Regions from separate parts of the Homo sapiens genome. Here region 2 is linked to region 1. Evidence: chromatin loops called from intact Hi-C (ENCODE). Cell type or tissue: PC-3. All regions are shown on one strand. Each heading gives the region's core, and the rest is flanking DNA. Links, peaks and the distances in the headings are about the cores only.

What was found. Hi-C counts contacts between places; a loop is a spot of excess contacts. Peaks named below come from ENCODE experiments on the same cell type or tissue, not always from the same donor. Only the 100,000 strongest peaks of a DNase experiment are listed, where the experiment ranks them.
Region 2: it touches region 1 in a loop (2.7-fold over the local background); 2 of 110 quality-filtered maps call a loop at or near these places.

What each region holds. Positions count from the first base shown.
Region 1 is chr18:2,536,896-2,545,743 of GRCh38, forward strand. It overlaps METTL4 (methyltransferase 4, N6-adenosine), which reads right to left. Exons shown (of 9, transcript NM_022840.5): 7 at 7,758-7,864; 8 at 7,300-7,391; 9 at 635-2,250. The coding sequence ends at 2,105. Among named protein-coding and RNA genes, the nearest start is that of METTL4, 30 kb to the right of the region's middle. In PC-3, for the core only: a CTCF peak has its summit at 5,227 (motif pointing left); a DNase peak (open chromatin) is centred at 5,236.
Region 2 is chr18:2,407,088-2,415,935 of GRCh38, forward strand. No RefSeq gene overlaps it. Among named protein-coding and RNA genes, the nearest start is that of METTL4, 160 kb to the right of the region's middle. RefSeq lists a silencer at 6,009-6,209. In PC-3, for the core only: no CTCF peak of the experiment used is centred there; DNase peaks (open chromatin) are centred at 3,804 and 4,484; H3K4me3 peaks cover 1,243 bases; H3K27ac peaks cover 4,079 bases.

The sequences.
Region 1 (8,848 bases), core at 666-8,665:
TTCAGCTTTCTCAACTATTAAATGAAGGTTGTATCTATCTCTCAGGGTTATACGAGGATTAAATGCAGTAAGTAGAAAGCATACCGGAGTAACATACACTACTCAACAAATGTTAGCCGCACCCCTTTGCCTAAGCATTATTACCAAGAGTCCTAAAAGACCTTAAGCCTGTAAAAAGAATGTGATAGAAAAAAACCCCACAAAATTCTTACAAGTTATAAAAATAATATAGGAAGGTCTGAATGAAAACGCTCTAAAATATGTAAGTCCAACAGGTCAGTTGGCTAAACCAACTGTAGTAATGAAGTCAAAGTTTGATGTTCATCTTCCTTCATTTTTGTTCTACAAGGTATGTTATTAAAATTTGCAGACTCCTTTGTTTAAAAGGAGCCCAATAATTAAACTGGTGTTAAAACAAGGTCCAGAGGTTTCACAACTTCGGAGTAAAGCTAAAACTAGTACTCTTGCAACGTGAATAATAGACTCATTGAATTAAGATTCTCTCTTTTTTCTTTCAGTACCCGTGTTTATGATGCAAAAATAAAAGTCCAAAAACTTGGTGAGGATAAAATGTTCCCACAAAGTATATAAAATCTATAAATACCAAAAGAAGCTGGAAAGAATTCAAATGAGATCATGAGAAGTTTGCTTCAAGTTTAATACCTTTTTCCTTTTAAATAACAAGTTAGAATAGCTCCATAAATACAAAATTAAGCCTCTGATACTATACTCACACACTCAAAGGATGAACAAACTTCAAAAATAACATATTTTTCTTTGACAAAATCAGTAAATTGGCAAGCTTGTCAAAGAATCATTTCAGTCTAACATTTTACTTAGTGGATAAATATTTGTCAACAATCTGTAAATAGTATAAATGCTTTTCTCAAAATGCTACGTGAAAGAAGCCAGGCACAATAGATTACACATTGCATGATTCCATTTATATGAAATTCTCAAACAGCAGAACTAATGATAGAAAGCAAACCAGTGTTTGCCAGGGGCCAAGGATAGGAGCAGGGGATTGACTGCAAAAGGAAAAATGAGAAGTTTTCAGGGTAAAGAAAGTGTTCTGTATCATGATCACTGTGGCAGACAGACAACTGTATATATGTTTTCAAAATTCACTGAATTTGACACTGAAAATTGGAGAATTTTGTGAAAATTATACCTCAATTTTTAAAAAGTCAATACATAATAAATCAATATGCATTTCAAAGAATCATTTCAGTCAAAATATTTTACTTGGTAGACAAATATTTATTTGTAGAAAATCTATAAATAATATTTTTTTCACAATCACACTGTTTACTTGCTGCCATGTTTATTATAAGGAATAGCTTTTCATTTTCTTCTAGAAAAACAAGCAAAACCAGAAAGTGCTTGGAAAGTGACCTTGAATGCAATTTAAAACCCTACAAAAATGCTGTATAAACTCAGTATACTAATGCAGTATTTGGCAGATCTTTGAATATTTTCTCCAGAACATAACAGTATACCAGAGGTTGCAAATTCAGGTCATACAAGGGCCAAGTGGATGACATAAGTGAGCAGCATGGTGGCAGTGGTACTGTGGCAAAGTGGAGAGCACAAGGCTCTTCCCAAGTGAGCCACCACCGCTTGGTCCTGCAGACTGATGCCAGGAAAGAACAAAGGCCTCTGTGTAGCCAGAGCCTCTGATGTTTAAAAAGAAGCAGAAATCTGGACTTTAATGTGAAATAGCCCCATTTTTTAGAATAATGGTTCTAAGTGTTTTTTACAACACTGTATGGGTCACACAAAACACATCCATAGATAGGATTAAGACCTCTGGTCCACGGTGTATGTTTTCTGAACTTTTTCAATAGCATGGTCTTGCCGTCTTTATAACTGCTTACCACTTAATTTGTATAGTCTAGAATAACATAGAATGTTAGTGCAACTCAAGTAAAATTCATCTTAAAATTACATGAAGGCTAGTCACTTCTGGTCCCTTACTGAAAAAAACAAGTCCTGTTTATATTCTAAGAATATGGGTTGGTAACAAAATAAAAAAATGACTTAGAATTAAGGGAAAAGTGGTGAGGAAACAATGAAGAAACCACTACTTTAATCAAGATCATAGTCAGCTTCCAGACTCCACAGCAATAAAATAATCCACATGCTGAAATTTGAGAACTTCATTGCCCCAACTAGTCCAACCTGGCTGTAAATTTCGAGCAAACAACTCCAAATATTCCCCATCTGGCTTGATGTAGTCTTTTAAAACCTCTGTTTAAAAAAGAGAAAAAACACAAAAATTATTATTGAGGAAGGAATCCACTTCCTTTTAGCAGTTAAGAGTAGAAACAGAGAAATATTTCATTTTGTTCTTAAAAGACAGCAAATTAATTTCAAGGATTTCATCACAGGCTTTACTATTTATAGTTAGAAAGCCATTTAAAATAAGTACCCTTGAGACTGGGAACAATATCATCTGAACTTCCATAGTCCTGGTTTACTGGTTTCATTTGTAGATGAGAAATGAGGACTTTAACACCTACTAGGTGACTTTTCAGTTTTCCAATACTGCTGATATATCTCCTGAGTATTAACTTTATTTATTTAATTTTTTTTTTTTTTTTGAGACAAGAGTCTCGCACTGTCACCCAGGCTGGAGTGCAATGGTGCAATCTCGGCTCACTGCAACCTCCACCTCCCGAGTTCAAGCAATTCTCCTATCTCAGCCTCCCAAGTAGCTGGGATTACAGGCACACGTCGCCACTCCCAGCTAATTTTTTGTATTTTAGTAGAGATGGGGTTTCACCGTGTTCCCCAGGCTGGTCTCGAACTCCTGACCTCAGGCAATCCACTCGCCTCGGCCTCCCAAAGTGCTAGGATTACAGGCAGGAGCCACCGCACCCAGCCAATTTATTTTTAATAAATATAACCCATACATGAAAAAGAGCTCTAAAAAAAATTGAAAAACAACCCATTTAAAAAAAAAAAAGACAAAAGTCTGTCTGCAATATAAACTTTAATAAAATAATAATAAATGAAGAGCTGGATAGAGATAGAAATACTGAGAACAAATAACTAACATTTAAATAACTAGCCCCCTTAGCAGTAAATTGGTAGCACTAAAAACATTTCTTCATTTTCAAATTATAGATCCTTCTTTACCTAAAATTTCATCATGGTACTTCCACAGTTAAGTATTCCTTGTATTATTCAATGTATTAATAACTACTGAACATTGTATTTTGTTGGGGAAAGAGCTGTAGGCTAAAGAGCTGTTGTCTACACTAAAAGAAAAGAAGAACACAGAAACTTTTTGAAAAGCACATGTTCACTCAATTGGATGACAAATACTTAAATCAATTTAATCTTGATCATGCTGCTGGTTAGCTATGCTAACCACCTAATAGGAATTTGGTATAAAATTCAGATAAGAAAAATCACTAGAAAAGGTAAAATATGGTTCATAATTGCTATGTAAGATTGCGCTTGGAAGAAATCTATCAAATTTAGGAATGATAAGGGTTCTTTAGGAATACTAGAGACAGGTAAGGTTTAAAAGAGAATATATCAAATATTTTAGGTTTCATCATGTTCTTCAGTTGCTCTCACAGCAAAATACTTGTTCATCTGTCAGAAAGTACTGGTCCTGTTTAGCAAAAATCAAAGAAGAATTAAAAGGTTTCACTGTCTATAATTCAAGTGAACTCAAATTTGGGCTTTGATGGGTTCTAGGAGATACTGGCACGAAGGCTTCTAACCCTTTCCTAAGTGCATAAATTAAATGCTACTAACCTTGAAAGAGAAAGATTTCCCTAGAGTCTTGGAGGAAATAACCCCACATGGAAGAACTTTTCCATTTTCTTCCCATGAATTTAACGCCTCACCAGCCTCAGTTCACTTTAATGTGGTCTCAGGTTACGCTGAAGAAAGGTTTTGTTTGTTTTTGTTTCATTTGTTCAGATTTTTGGTACGAAGATGTTAGCAACCCTATTTTAGAAATTTAAACTGGAGTCAGCCAGTCAAAAATGTTTCCTCTTCTGAGCACCCACTATAATCAGTGTTATAAAACTTAAACAAAGGAAGCAGAATATCCATGTTTTATGAGAGTTTACAATCTAATGGAAAATAATGGCCAGGTACTTGGATGGAGTGGAAAAATACATACAACCTAAACCCATTTACTGCCATCCTATTTTCTCAATGTAGTAAGTTTTTGCATGGTTCTTTTCCTTTCTAGTTAAGAAAAACAGAATATTAAGTTGTGTTTTTATAATGTTAACTACAATTATTTTATTTCAAAATAAGGGAGAAGAAATAAAGGCAAATTAATAAAAATGGATTATTCTGGTTTTTAAATATTAATTTAAAAATAAATGTGAATGTATAAATTTAAACATGAGTATGACACATAAACTTCAACAATTACATAACATCTGGAGTTAGTAAAACACACTTTAACTAATGGAGCGGATGCAATCTGTGCACAGCTAGTCATTTCGTTTTTGCTCTGAAAGCATGGGGCAGGAGTAAGAGAGAAGTGGCCCAAACATCAGTGCATATAATCCCATCAACTAAACTTCACTCTTCAGATGGAAACTGTTAGTATGTAAAGCAGTAAAAAGAAGTGGAAATTCCTCTAAGGTAAAATGTGAAAGCTAAAATTTTGATTTAAATACTTTATTTCATGATTTTCCTACCTTAAATCTTCAAACAATATCACTTTATAATGTTAGGTTGTAAACCATAGCTATTGATAGCTTATCTTTCAATCGGAGAAAATTTCAAAACTTATGCAAATGTATCATTTTGAAATGCCATATGCTACCAATGTGGTCTCCTACATTTTGCAACAGAAATAACCAATTAAACTTAAAAAAAAAAAATCAGGGTGTTTCTAAATACAAAAGAGAAAACATTTCATTTTATTAATTTGCATAAAACAGTTTAAGAATATTTAAATGTAAAAGCTGTAAGCATTATATACAGAATATATATCATCCCAAACCCCTAGAGTTATGATTTCAGGGTAAAATATACTGCAGAAATCTGAGAGATGCTTTCTGAAATATATAGAAACATGAACTATACTAAAAATATATACAGTAACATGAACTCAAAAATAAAATATTACAATATTTCCTATCACTACTTAACCAAAACATAAGATTTTATATATATATGGAGTTATTCAGATGTTTCCTCCAGAATCTAACTTTTGTCTTTAAATGTTTTCAATGCTAAAAATGTGTTTGTGCTGCTCTCTACTGGGAATGAGGAAGAACTGCATTTCAAAGATATAAGCTGTAATGCTTTAGGGCAAGACTCATTTTTTTTTTCTTTTATTATTATACTTTAAGTTTTAGGGTACATGTGCACATTGTGCAGGTTAGTTACATATGTATACATGTGCCATGCTGGTGCGCTGCACCCACTAACTCGTCGTCTAGCATTAGGTATATCTCCCAATGCTATCCCTCCCCCCTCCCCCCACCCCACAACAGTCCCCAGAGTGTGATGTTCCCCTTCCTGTTTATTCACTATTTTAAAACCTGTCTCCTGAGGCTCATCTTTAAATATAACTTTATTTTATTTTAAAGGAATTGACAAATAGTTTACTATCATTTCAGAATGAAAAGTTTATGGTCTTAGCTTTTGAATTTTTAAAAGAAAAAAATAAGGTTTGAGACAAACACTAGCTTTGTTACCAAGTGATAAATAAAATTCAAATGAGAGGAATACATATACATATATAATCAGGTATTACTAGTGCCAAGTATAATTTTTTTTTCATGAGGAACAATGCAATCTCACTTTCACTTGAGTTATATATTAAAGCATTAAAGGTCTATGACAGTCCGAAGCATAAGGCAATCGATTATTCACTGAGAATCCTTCTTAGTCAAAGAATGGATTATCAGGTAGACATCTGTATATGTCTCAAATGAAGTAATACTATAAACACCCTTCTAGAGGCTGGGTGCGGTGGCTCATGCCTGTAATCCCAGCACTTTGGGAGGCCGAGGCGGGCGGATCACTTGAGGTCAGGAGTTTGAGACCAGCCTGGCCAACATGGCGAAACCCCGTCTCTACTAAAAATATAAAAATTAGGCATGGTGGCACACATCTGTAGGCCCAGCCACTCAGGAGGCTGAGGCAGGAGAATCACTTGAACCCAGGAGGTAGAGGATGCAGTGACCCAAGATCAGGCCACTGTATGTGACAGAGTGAGACTCCATCTCAAAAAAAAAAAAAAAAAAATTAAAAAAGGACCCTTCTCCATAAACTATTTAAGATAACAGAAATCCTAAGTGCTAGCAATAAAAATTCTCTAGGAATTTGTATTCACTTTCTCCATTTCCCAGGTCATAAACTGCCTCATATTCTGCAAGGTAACATAAGCTCCTGTAGTTTTCCTGAGTGGTAACTTGTAGCAGTTTTTTGTTGGTAGAAATTACCAAACCAATAAAATATGTATTCCTGAAGAAATCCTTTGAAAAGTAAACTTTGAATATCAAATTCAGTATCTCTCAAGGACTTATATTTCTATGTTTTTAAACTCTGACTTGAAAAATTTAGCATTCATTGAGCTTCTATCACATGCTACGGAACTTTAAATATAACTAATTCTCACAACTCTAGAGGACTAAATATCATTATTCCCTCTTTAAATGAGGACTTTGATACAGAAAAATATTTGAGTGACTTGCCCAACTCCCAGAGCCAGGATTCAAAATCACATTAGTCCATTTCTAAAGCCAAATTCCCCACTATTCCCTGCTGCATAGTTTCATTGAATGATAAACATTATACTAAAGCATTAAGACTAGTGAGAATTTGCAGGCTGCAGCAATTACCTGTCAATGTTCCAGAAAAGCAACACTACCTTTAAAAAAACGTAAAACTGAGAGCCACTAACCAAATATCAAGGGACTTCTGTTTCTCTGACTACTATTCTGAGTTCCTGGTTTTAGAACAAGCAAGGGATACAGCCCCGGTAGTAAAATAAAGGGTCTAGCTGAACTGCATCCTCAGATGCCCATCAGCATTCTTTGTGTCAGCCCAGTGATGGGAAGCAACTGATAGCAAGGGGAATCTGAAAAATGGTATAACTGGAAAAGCTGAGTAACATAAAACTAATCTATTCTCTATTTCATAGAGATAGGCAAATTCTGCTATGAATTCTGCTATAAAGTTTTAGAATATTCATTAACAACCTACGTCTGACTTAATTTCCGAATCTGTAGGCCGTTTAAATACTAAATGTACACTTTTTTTCAAATTTGACAAAAGTGATAACAATTCTATTTTATAAAAACATACCAGCAAGCGGTGGCTTATGTGAGTGAAGAGTACAGGGCACGCTGACAATTAATTTGTGGTCTGGAATGGGGAGCACGTTTACATCTGCATTCCTAATTAAACAGAACAAGAAAGTAAACTATATTTTAAAAAACAATTTTCTATACATAAGCCACAGCTGCATTGATTTTTGTTCTCTTTCTGTATCTGATTTTAACACAAATTTTACAATCAATGAAAGAAATTAACAATTTAAGTATTGAGACATTCCTATAATTTCATTTTCTATAATAATGACAATTACACACTAGATAAAACAAAATATAGTTTCCTGTGCCATACCATCCATTCTTTTCTACACTGGACCATTTTCAGAGTTTCAAAAACATAAACATTTTAAAAAGTCAATGATTACTAATCATTTTTAAAAGCGTAAAAATTAATACATGTATACAATTTTGAAAAATCACCTTTCCTACCTCAATGGTAGAGCAGTTTTTTCTTGAACCCTCCCCAGTATAAGACCTTCGTAGGGCTTTTTGTGTGGAGAATCTAATGGGAACACAAATTCTCCTGAATTGGTTATCTGATAGGAAGGAGCCAACAAAAGAGGGTTATTTTTTCCCATCACTATAGAGCTTCCACACACACACAAAAGAAATTAAACCTCCAGGCTAGTGATATTCAGTAAAAATACTATGTGAGCCACATTTATCATTTTAAATTTTCTAATAGAAACACCAAAAGAAGTAAAAAAAAAAATGCAATGAAATCAATTTTAATTATATATTTAATTCAGTCTAACATACTTGAAATACTGTCATTTCAATATGTAATCAATTCAAAAAAGTTACTGAGATATGTTACATTCTTTCTTTTGTACTATGCCTGAAATCCAAAGTGTATTTTATACTTAACAGTACATTTCAGTTTGGACTAGCCACATTTCAAGTGCTGAAGTGTCACATGTGTTAGTGGCTACCATATTAGACACTGCTTCTATAAGAGATTTTTATTAAATATCATATAAATATTTCAAATATAACTTCATTATCATCTTGCACATAAAACAATCTCTACTCTTAACTAAAATTGATTCCTGGAAACCATGTCATCAGTAATTTATTAGTTCATGCAAATAAACTAATAAATGAATTACTAATGAACTAATAAATGAATTGCAATATGACTAAGTAGATCATAATAACACGTTTCCCTTTAGTTACACGAGATAGTATCATTAAACATTGTCAAAGCCAAAATTAATAAGGATAGAAAGTGGGTGGTTGATAGACAATACCTAGTCCAGAGACTGGCCCTTGGCATTATAAATTCAGAAATTCAATTTCACATTTCACCCTGGGATGATCATACTCTCAAAGACTCATTTAAGCTAATCAAACTAAAAATAATTTAAAATATCAATTCATTAATTTACCATGGGAATATACATTTTCACTGTCAGAATACTGATATCTGTGAAACTCTTTATCCGATATCAATGTACCTAAACAACCAACTCAGTAATCAGAAAGTCTTTTATCTCCTCTAGGGCCAATCAGACACAGCA
Region 2 (8,848 bases), core at 647-8,646, 130 kb before region 1:
GTTTAAACAGGGACTTGACTCACAGAGTTACCTGCTCTGTTCAAAAGAACTCAATATAACCGAGATATTCTGATTCTTTTTTACAAGAGAAATGAATAAGACAAACACACAATAAATGAACATTTCTGACACAAATGCTACTCTGCTCACTGTATTTTTTACCTCTTTTCTATTCTTTTTTTGCTGCCATTAAAGACAGAATCTGTTCTTTTAATTTATGAATTCATTGCATCCGTTTTCATACCAGAGTCAGCCTTCAGACTTAAACTCTGTAGTTATACTTCTCCAGAGTCTCCAATAGTCTCTCAGTGTATGTTTCACTTATTTTTTTATTATCATCCCTAAAAAAGACATCCACTCATGTTTTACTGGAAGTTAGTAACAGTGTTAAGGTCCTTTATACTTTTGGTATTTCAGTAAGAAGACTCTCTATTAATTCCCAATTAACTCGCTGACTGCCTTTTGCCACCCGCCAGATTTTCTTTTTTTTTTTTTTTTTGAGACCGAGTTTCACTCTTGTTGCCCAGGCTGGAGTGCGGTGGCATGATTTTGGCTCACTGCAACCTTCGCCTCCCTGGTTCAAGTGATTCTGCTGCCTCAGCCTCGCACGTAGCAGGGATTATAGGCGCCCGCCACCACGCCTGGCTAATTATTTGTATTTAAAGCAGAGATGGGGTTTCACCATGTTGGCCAGGCTGGTCTTGAACTCCTGACCTCAGGTGATCCACCCACCTTGGCCTCCCAAAGTGCTGGGATTACAGGCGTGAGCCACCTCACCTGGCCACCACCCACCAAAGTTTCTATGCCTTGCCTATTCAGTTTAAAATAAAGAAGTATTTGACCTCTGCTCATGCATGAAAAGATCAGAATTTATAATTTCTGACTGACCTTCAAATTTATTCCAATGTTAACTTTCAGCAAGAGGAACAAAGTAGTTGAAAAATAAATATTTCTTATAACAGCAAATCTGCTATAGGTGCTCAAAAGGCAAAAAAAAAAAAAATCTGTAAAGCACAGAACCACTTGCAAATGGCAAAAACCACAATGTTTGTTCTTTTAAGGAGAATCACATTATCAGTGAAGAATATCAATCACATTTGCTACAAAAGCATTTAAAATATTTTCTCAGTTTGATATCCCAGTTCTCAAATTACGTTCCAAAAACTGAAACAATTCTGATATGTTTACATGCCATTAAATGAACTAATGATTTATTCTCTACTAAAATATTAACCAATATAGCTAATCCTAATGGAATAAACTATAATAAATTTTAAAATTTACAATCTATCTGCCCTAATAATTTTTGGCCCATGCATAATGTAGGCATTTAAACCAGGTATTCTGATTATTTGCTATGTTGCCTGTCTCCTTCTCCAAGCCTTCTCGTGAATAATCACTCTCTCCACCCCCGTGAATATTCTTTGTGCATTTACTAAATCAGAACAGCAGAGCATAGTGCCTAATTGCTTTTTCATTTTCTTGCTATTATTCTTTTTTCCTTAACTCAGATACAGGCTTCTTGAAGACATGGTATATACCTTTAAAGCCTTTTCTGATATCCCAATCATTAACCAAAAAAAAAATTAAAAAATCATCTACAGAAGCCACACTTGCCTTCATTACAGAATTACCCAACCCCTAATGGCTCTCCTCAGGAAGCTCTGCACCTGTGGTTAAAGAGTTCTGTCTCTGTTAGAAATCTTTTTATTGCAAATGGGGGAAGAACATCTCCAACTAGTTTAAACAAAAAAGTATTTTCTACTCATGTAAAAGTCCACACGATGTCGTGACTTCAGATACAGCTTTCTTCAGGACTCAGGTGATATCCCCTCTTTTCTTCACTTTCTTTGAGTTGACTTCATTCTCAGGCTCCCTGCAGTGATTCTTGCAACTTGGGATTCCCAGATCCACCACACACAGTCCAGTGCCGGAAGGAGAGGCCAACAAAAGCTCAAAAAAAGTCTTTGGCTAAGTCCTCTTGGTTGAGACTGGCCAGGTTGGCAGGTGCTGATAGCTTAGCTTGGGGAAAGCCTCCAGCTCTGGAGCCCAGGGCTCCAGACTCAAAACTTGCAGGCTAAGAGGGAAGACAGAGTGGCTTCCAGGAAAAACTGTGGTCAGAGAACAAGAACAAGGAGGGAAAAGACCAGTCCATAGCCACTTGTAGTATCGCATCCCCTTGTGACTTTTAGATGCCCAATAGCAGTATTCGTCTGAGGCTTCCGTATTATGCTGCCGTGATGTTTCCTAGTGGCAAACACCTATGGGACTATCAAACAGAATCTTTGTTTGTTCTTCCAGAAACAATTTTCAAAGCAATGTAATATAAAATGTATAAATATACCAATAGTGTATCTAGACTTCCACTGACTTTCAGTGTGTTCTTCTCAAGCTCTCAATATAATAAAATTATGTGATTTTTTTCATTATCTGTTTTTTGACATTATGAACAACTATAATGCCATAAATAAAAACCTTTTGTTAATTCATAAATATTAATTTGTTGTATTGTCTTCAATTCTTTTTTTTTCTTTTTTTGATAAGAAGTCTTACTCTGTCACCCAGGCTGGAGTGCAGTGGCATTGTCTTCAATTCTTAATAGGGATTCTAAAATACTTCCTTGAGGTAACGGTTCTTTTTTTTGAGATGGAGTTTCACTCTTGTCACCCAGGCTGGAGTGCAATGGCACGATCTCGGCTCACTGGAACCTCCGCCTCCTGGGTTCAAGCGATTCTCCTGCCTCAGCCTCCCAAGTAGCTGGGATTACAGGTGCACACCGCCACACCTGGCTAATTTTTGTATTTTAGTAGCCATGTTGGCCAGGCTGGTCTCAAACTTCTGACCTCATGTGATCCCCCCACCTCAGCCTCCCAAAGTGCTGGAATTACAGGCATGAGCCACCGCGCCCGGCCCTGAGGTAATACTTCTTGACTCGTAATTTTAGTTATATTTACTTCATTTAACATGGCACTAAAAGCTCCCACACAGAGGGGAACATGTTACAGCCTGCTGTTAATGTCTCCCCTGATCCTAGACACCTTTCTTAAGAGGTCCATTCCTTTCAACACTTTCAAGCCAGGTAAACACGTTCACCAGTGTTACTGCCTTTTTCTCTATTGTAAACACTTGAGAAATATGTTAAATGTCATTCTATCATTTCCTCTTCCTCTTGCTTCCCTTTAAATGTTTTGGTAGAAAATACTTTTCCCAGAAATATAACTGAGTTTATTCATCTTTAAAACCGTATCTTTGCATACTATAGAATATTTTTAGGCAATGCCAAGGATTTTTTGTTTTTTTGCCTCTCATCAATTTCTTCTCACATTTACTCTTTTTCATAAAGTTGACTTCTTTTTCATTCAAACTTCTGTCAGATTTCTACTTGTTCTCTCTTCTTTCCCTTAAGACTTGTTTAGTACCTTCTAAAAGATGCCTTCTCCAAACAATTTTTCAGAAGACTAAGATGCTGCTTAAACCTAAAACCACAGTCTTAAAATTATTTTTATTTTTCATCCACATGCAAATTGAAAGACGTGGAGTCATGAAATAAAATATTCTTAAGCTTATTAATATTTTATGTTTACATATACATATGCGGTGAGTCCCAAAATAGTATTTTAAAGTGCTGGATGTTTTTGCCTATTGATTTTAATTAAGTGTACTTTAGGTTGTCTGGATTGCAAGTAAGACAGAAAGGAAAATAGATGAAAAAAATCACAAGCAAGCTTTTTATTCCAGTTCTTGGGGAAAAAACTAATAAGCCACCTCCACAGTGAATTTCTAGTGAGTCATTAACCAGGGATTTGTTGCCTTGGTTACTGAGCCAGGTAGAGATTCCAGTAAAAAAGCAATGTGACCTATAGCTCAAGAAACTGAAGAAGTGAAATTTCTGCATGATGATATTTGCAGTTACTACAGAAAGAAATGAAAAGAGTAAAAAGTATATGTTAAAAGGGAAAAAAAGATTACTTCGATTTTTGACCCCATGTCAAAGATGTTTACAACCACACAACACACACTTTTAAGAATAACATTTCAGTGTTTGTTTCCTTGTGAAATATTACAAGACATAAACCATTTCCAATATATGAGACCTGTCCCACCCTAGAAAACAAAGCACTTGACTCGTCAGTGGTGAATGGACGACATTCCTTTGGTAGAGAATATTGCAGTAACATACATTTACAAGATAAGCATTCAGAAAGCAGAATAATTGGATAGATTTTCCAGGCAACCTATCTCTGTGGCTTTTCCATCACACCGTATCAAAAATTTAAATTACCTGAAGATTGGTACCAAATCTAGAAGCAAAGCAATAACAAAAGGAAGAATTCGAAAGCAAGACTTCAAGCATCATCCTCATCTTTGGCTGTAACTGGCTTTTTCACTAAACTCAGAATCATACTGAAGATATTGATGGTCTACTAACCAACCTCCAGAGATGGCAGAGATTACAATATCTGTGATGATTCATTTTGTTCTGTTTCTCTGGAGAACCCTGACTAATACATTATCCAAGTCCTACTTCCTGCTCTTTTCTGCCAATACTCCAAGCCACACCAGTTTACACTAAAACCAAAATCCAATGGTAGAAAGTAAAAGACTGGCAAAGTCACCACTATCTTATGGATGAGAATAGGACATTTAATAAGAAACCACAAAAATCATAAATTTTGCCAACAACCAAGGCCATGACATAGGCAATAGGACAGCTTCTGTGAAACTGCATGAGCCTCAATTTCCTCCAGGAAATTGCCCAGGAGTAATCATATCCCCTCCAGAAGATAGATTCTTACCAAACTCAAATGAGGTAATACATATGAAGCTCTGGTTAGATAAAAATTGGTATCTTTTCTTTTCTCTTGTTTCCCATCTGGATCTCTTTTACCTCCATTTTTATTTAAAAGATCTGGTTTCCTAAAAGGTTTAAACTTAGAACTCTAAAATTTAAAACATTTTCCATGTACATTCTGGAAGGGCTATTTTTTTCGCTAAGTGCAGTGTCACTATTGACTATTGGTCTGCAACCCTCCTTCAACACATACAAACAAATACTTTGAAACAAAACTGGAAATAAAGGATAAAAGGGAAACAAAACTGGAAATAAAGGATAAAAGGGTAGACAGTGTTGGATCAAGGTGTAAATTCCTAAAACATTTACGTTGTTTAATCCATGCCCAAACTTGAATGCATCATGTAGGGCTCACAGTAGATCTTACAGCCCAGACATGAAGCATTCATGATCAAAATATATTCTCAACCATAAATTACCCTGGGCTTACAATCGTCCCACCATCCTCCTATGTTTAATTGCAGGATTTCTTTCACCATCATTAATCCAATTTGGGAAAGGCTTAAAGTACTCTATTCGAGCTAAGCACCGACTGAGTTAAATGAGATGAATGTTTGGCATCTGTGGTTTATTGCAAATTCAACAGAGGGTGATGAGATTTGCTTTATTCCCAGTCTGGCTTTATTGAGGCTTCTCTTTTTATGAAAGTAATGGGCTTTCTGCCTTTATTTCCTGTCAAAGTTCTTTAATGCTTATTACTTGATATTTATTTGTCCTTTAGCTTTCAGAGGTGGCCAGCTCCTAAGATGTTTAAATATACTGCACAGAATTTGAATTTTCTGGGATTTTTTTCTTTTTTCTATTTTTCAAAAAGGTTAGTTCTTCGTAAGAATTATTTTACTGTTAGTGATAACAAAATGGTAAAAATACTTCTGGGGCTTTTAACTCTGCTTAGTAAAACTATCTTTTTTGTACTTTCTTCATGATTCAAATACCACATTATATTTACTATATATGGGATGATCTTTAGATATTAGCCAATACAATTAAAGACATATAATAATCATATTTGAAAGTATCCATTTTACAAACAACAATTTCATTCTATGATTTTCTACATTTTCGTATAGAAGTCTGTCATAGGTAATGGACTTTTGGCCTATTTTGTGTCAGGCACTGAGGAAGTAAAACAAAAATATATGACATAGCTTCTGCTTTCAAGGGGTTTACAGTCTCCCAGAAGCGAAAAGCATATAAACAAGTCATTATTATATCATCTTGGCAGAGTTTTCCTGGAAAAACCGCCTGAGGCAGGATGAAGCTCTGAAGATTTATTTGGGACATACAATCCCAGGGAAACAAGGGGAAGGAAAACTGTAAGTAAAGCTGGAGGGATGAGAAGCAATGCAAAGTGATGCACTACTGCGCTAGCAACTGCTTCATAAGGAACTCCAAAGAGACACAGCCGATCACTTTCAGGGCATTTGCTCAGCTACTCAGATGCGTCCAGACACACTCTGCACAGAGACTCTTTGCCTAGGGGAAAAAAAAAGCCCATGGAAAAAGAGGATATTTTTCTATCTGGCCTCCTCCTATTTCCCACTGGTTAACATTGACGCTGTGGAGAGTGAATTCCCCTGACCATCATCTTGCACCAGGTGCAAGCCCTTGGGCAGTCCATGGGCAGGCAGATGTGGCATGCAGCTGGTGGCCCTGTTCAGAGGTGGCCTGTAGGGTAGGGGCTGAAGCAGATCTCATAGCTCAGGAGCTCGGAGGGAGGGTGAGCCCCAAGACTGCACAGGCACCAGATGAATCGACACAAACAGGATGGCAATGAAGAAAGATAAAAATGTTAGGAAAACCCAGACAAGGAGCAACTGAGGAAAGCTGAATCTGTGACTAAAAAAGCAAATTCATGAAATTAAGTTTTTCATTGAAAGATTATATGCATATTATATACACCTCATAAAAGCTAACATGTGGCCTGGTGGTTCTTGGAATGATCCACGTTGTTCAATTTTAAGCCCTAAGTCTGTACTAATGCCATGGCTATATTTCTCTAAGAAGAAATCTCAGCTTACCTGGGGGCAGTGGGCTCAACCAAGGCTATGGTTTAGAGGAGGAACTGATAACCCCATTGACTGCTACCATCAATCATGTCAGAAATGTCAGTCACTTTCCAATGGTGAAAATTAACACTGACCTGTTTCATTTTCTAAGACAGGTGGTGCGCCCTCTTTATCATGTCTTCCCCTTGTTCCTTTGTGATGTTTTTATTCTTTCCTAGGTAAATTCCCTCAGAAGAGAAAATAAGCAAAGTCAAAAATTCCCTCAGAAGAGAAAATAAGCAAAGTCAAATATAGAATGACAGCTAGTCTATCTAGGATTTTTGGTCTCAAGATTCTATGATTTAACATAAGCTGTAGCTTTTAAAATTCAGGTGCCCCATATGGGCTGCTGATGAGAATTCAATTTGTGACTCTACTAAGTCATTCTCTCTTACTAAGTGTGTGAAAGTGTAAGTAGATTAGAAAAAGTTTAAATAGCAAAGTCAGCTTTATTAATTCAGCACAAATGGTTTGTATACATCCTGAGCACCTATGTCTTCACCATGAAAAATACATGTCTTTTTAGATTTTTTAAACTTCTATTTTTTTCTGCAACTCATACTATCCTTATTAGGCACCTATGTGCCTAATAGAACATTGCAATGTTCTACACATTATAAGTGGTTCCAAAAGAAATGAATCTCATCCTTTATAGAGCTCACTGTCTAGTTAAGGAGACAATCTAGCATCAGAATATCAAGGATGGAAGTTACTATGGAGATTTGCTAAGGCCAAAACATTTCCCTGAAACAGTTAATAATATAACTACAGAAAATAAAAATAAGCAAAACAGACAACTGTCATAATAGTTTGAATATTTGAGAATGCCTGTTTGAGAAGTTGAAGGAGATTAATAGAAGTAGTGAGTGAGCTGCAACCTGAAGAATGCCCAGATCTTAAATGTATAAAGCAGGAAGGCAAAGGACAGCCCAGTTACAATAAAAGAGCATGCGCAAAGGAACCCAGAAAAAAATGAACCCAACAAGGTCTCAAGACAATGGGGACACAATCCAAAGCAGTGGGCAGAGCAGAGGGTGCTGGTTGGGGAAGAACAGGGAATAAAACTGGTAGGATGAGAGGGGGAAAGATTTGAAAATCCAACCCACTATGACATAGATTTTTAAACACACATTAAACCCTATAGACTAATTCTCCAGCTAACTTTTTTCAACCTTGATAACCTTCCAGAAGTCCAAACTCAAATCACTAATGGTATAGTGAATGGCAAGACCTGAAGTAGGTGCCTGAAAACAGGAAAAGCCTATATAATTCCAAGCGACAGTATGGATAACACTGCATCATCTAGACTATGCACTCCTGTGTATTTTAAGAATCCCTGGAATAATGATTTATATATTCAGAAAGCACAGATTTTAACCAGAGGTCTCCACTTTTCTTTCCCAACACACACGCATGACTTTTGGGGGGAAAAATGCCTAAGACCATTTACTAAGATGCAAAACATTCTCTCTCTCGTGGCATGGGGAAAATTGCATCTATTGACCCTTCTTCGTGTTTCTAAGGTTTTTATTAACAAAGCATGGAAATAAATTCTTTGTAACCTCAATCTGAACTTTTATTATTGGGATCTCATCTTCACATATGATGTTCTCTTAATTGCTGGAATCTAGGAGGTAATTTTAATTCTAGATTATTGTAACTTGAACATGACCCAGGTAAATTATACATACATGGTAAATCTCATGGATAGTGTTACTGAAAATCTTTAGAAAGTAGACATGTGGTTTGCAGGAGACTCATACCCACAGAAGACTTTAGACGTAATTACTGCTTTTCTGATGTTATTTGGTCTGGAATTTGATGACAAACTGAAGCCACATTCTGCTACCACCTGAAAAGATACGTTGATGGTTGGGCCTTGGCCAGGCCACTTATTGGCCTGATGACACATTGACAAATATAACCCCAAAGTGAGTGTTCATGGCAA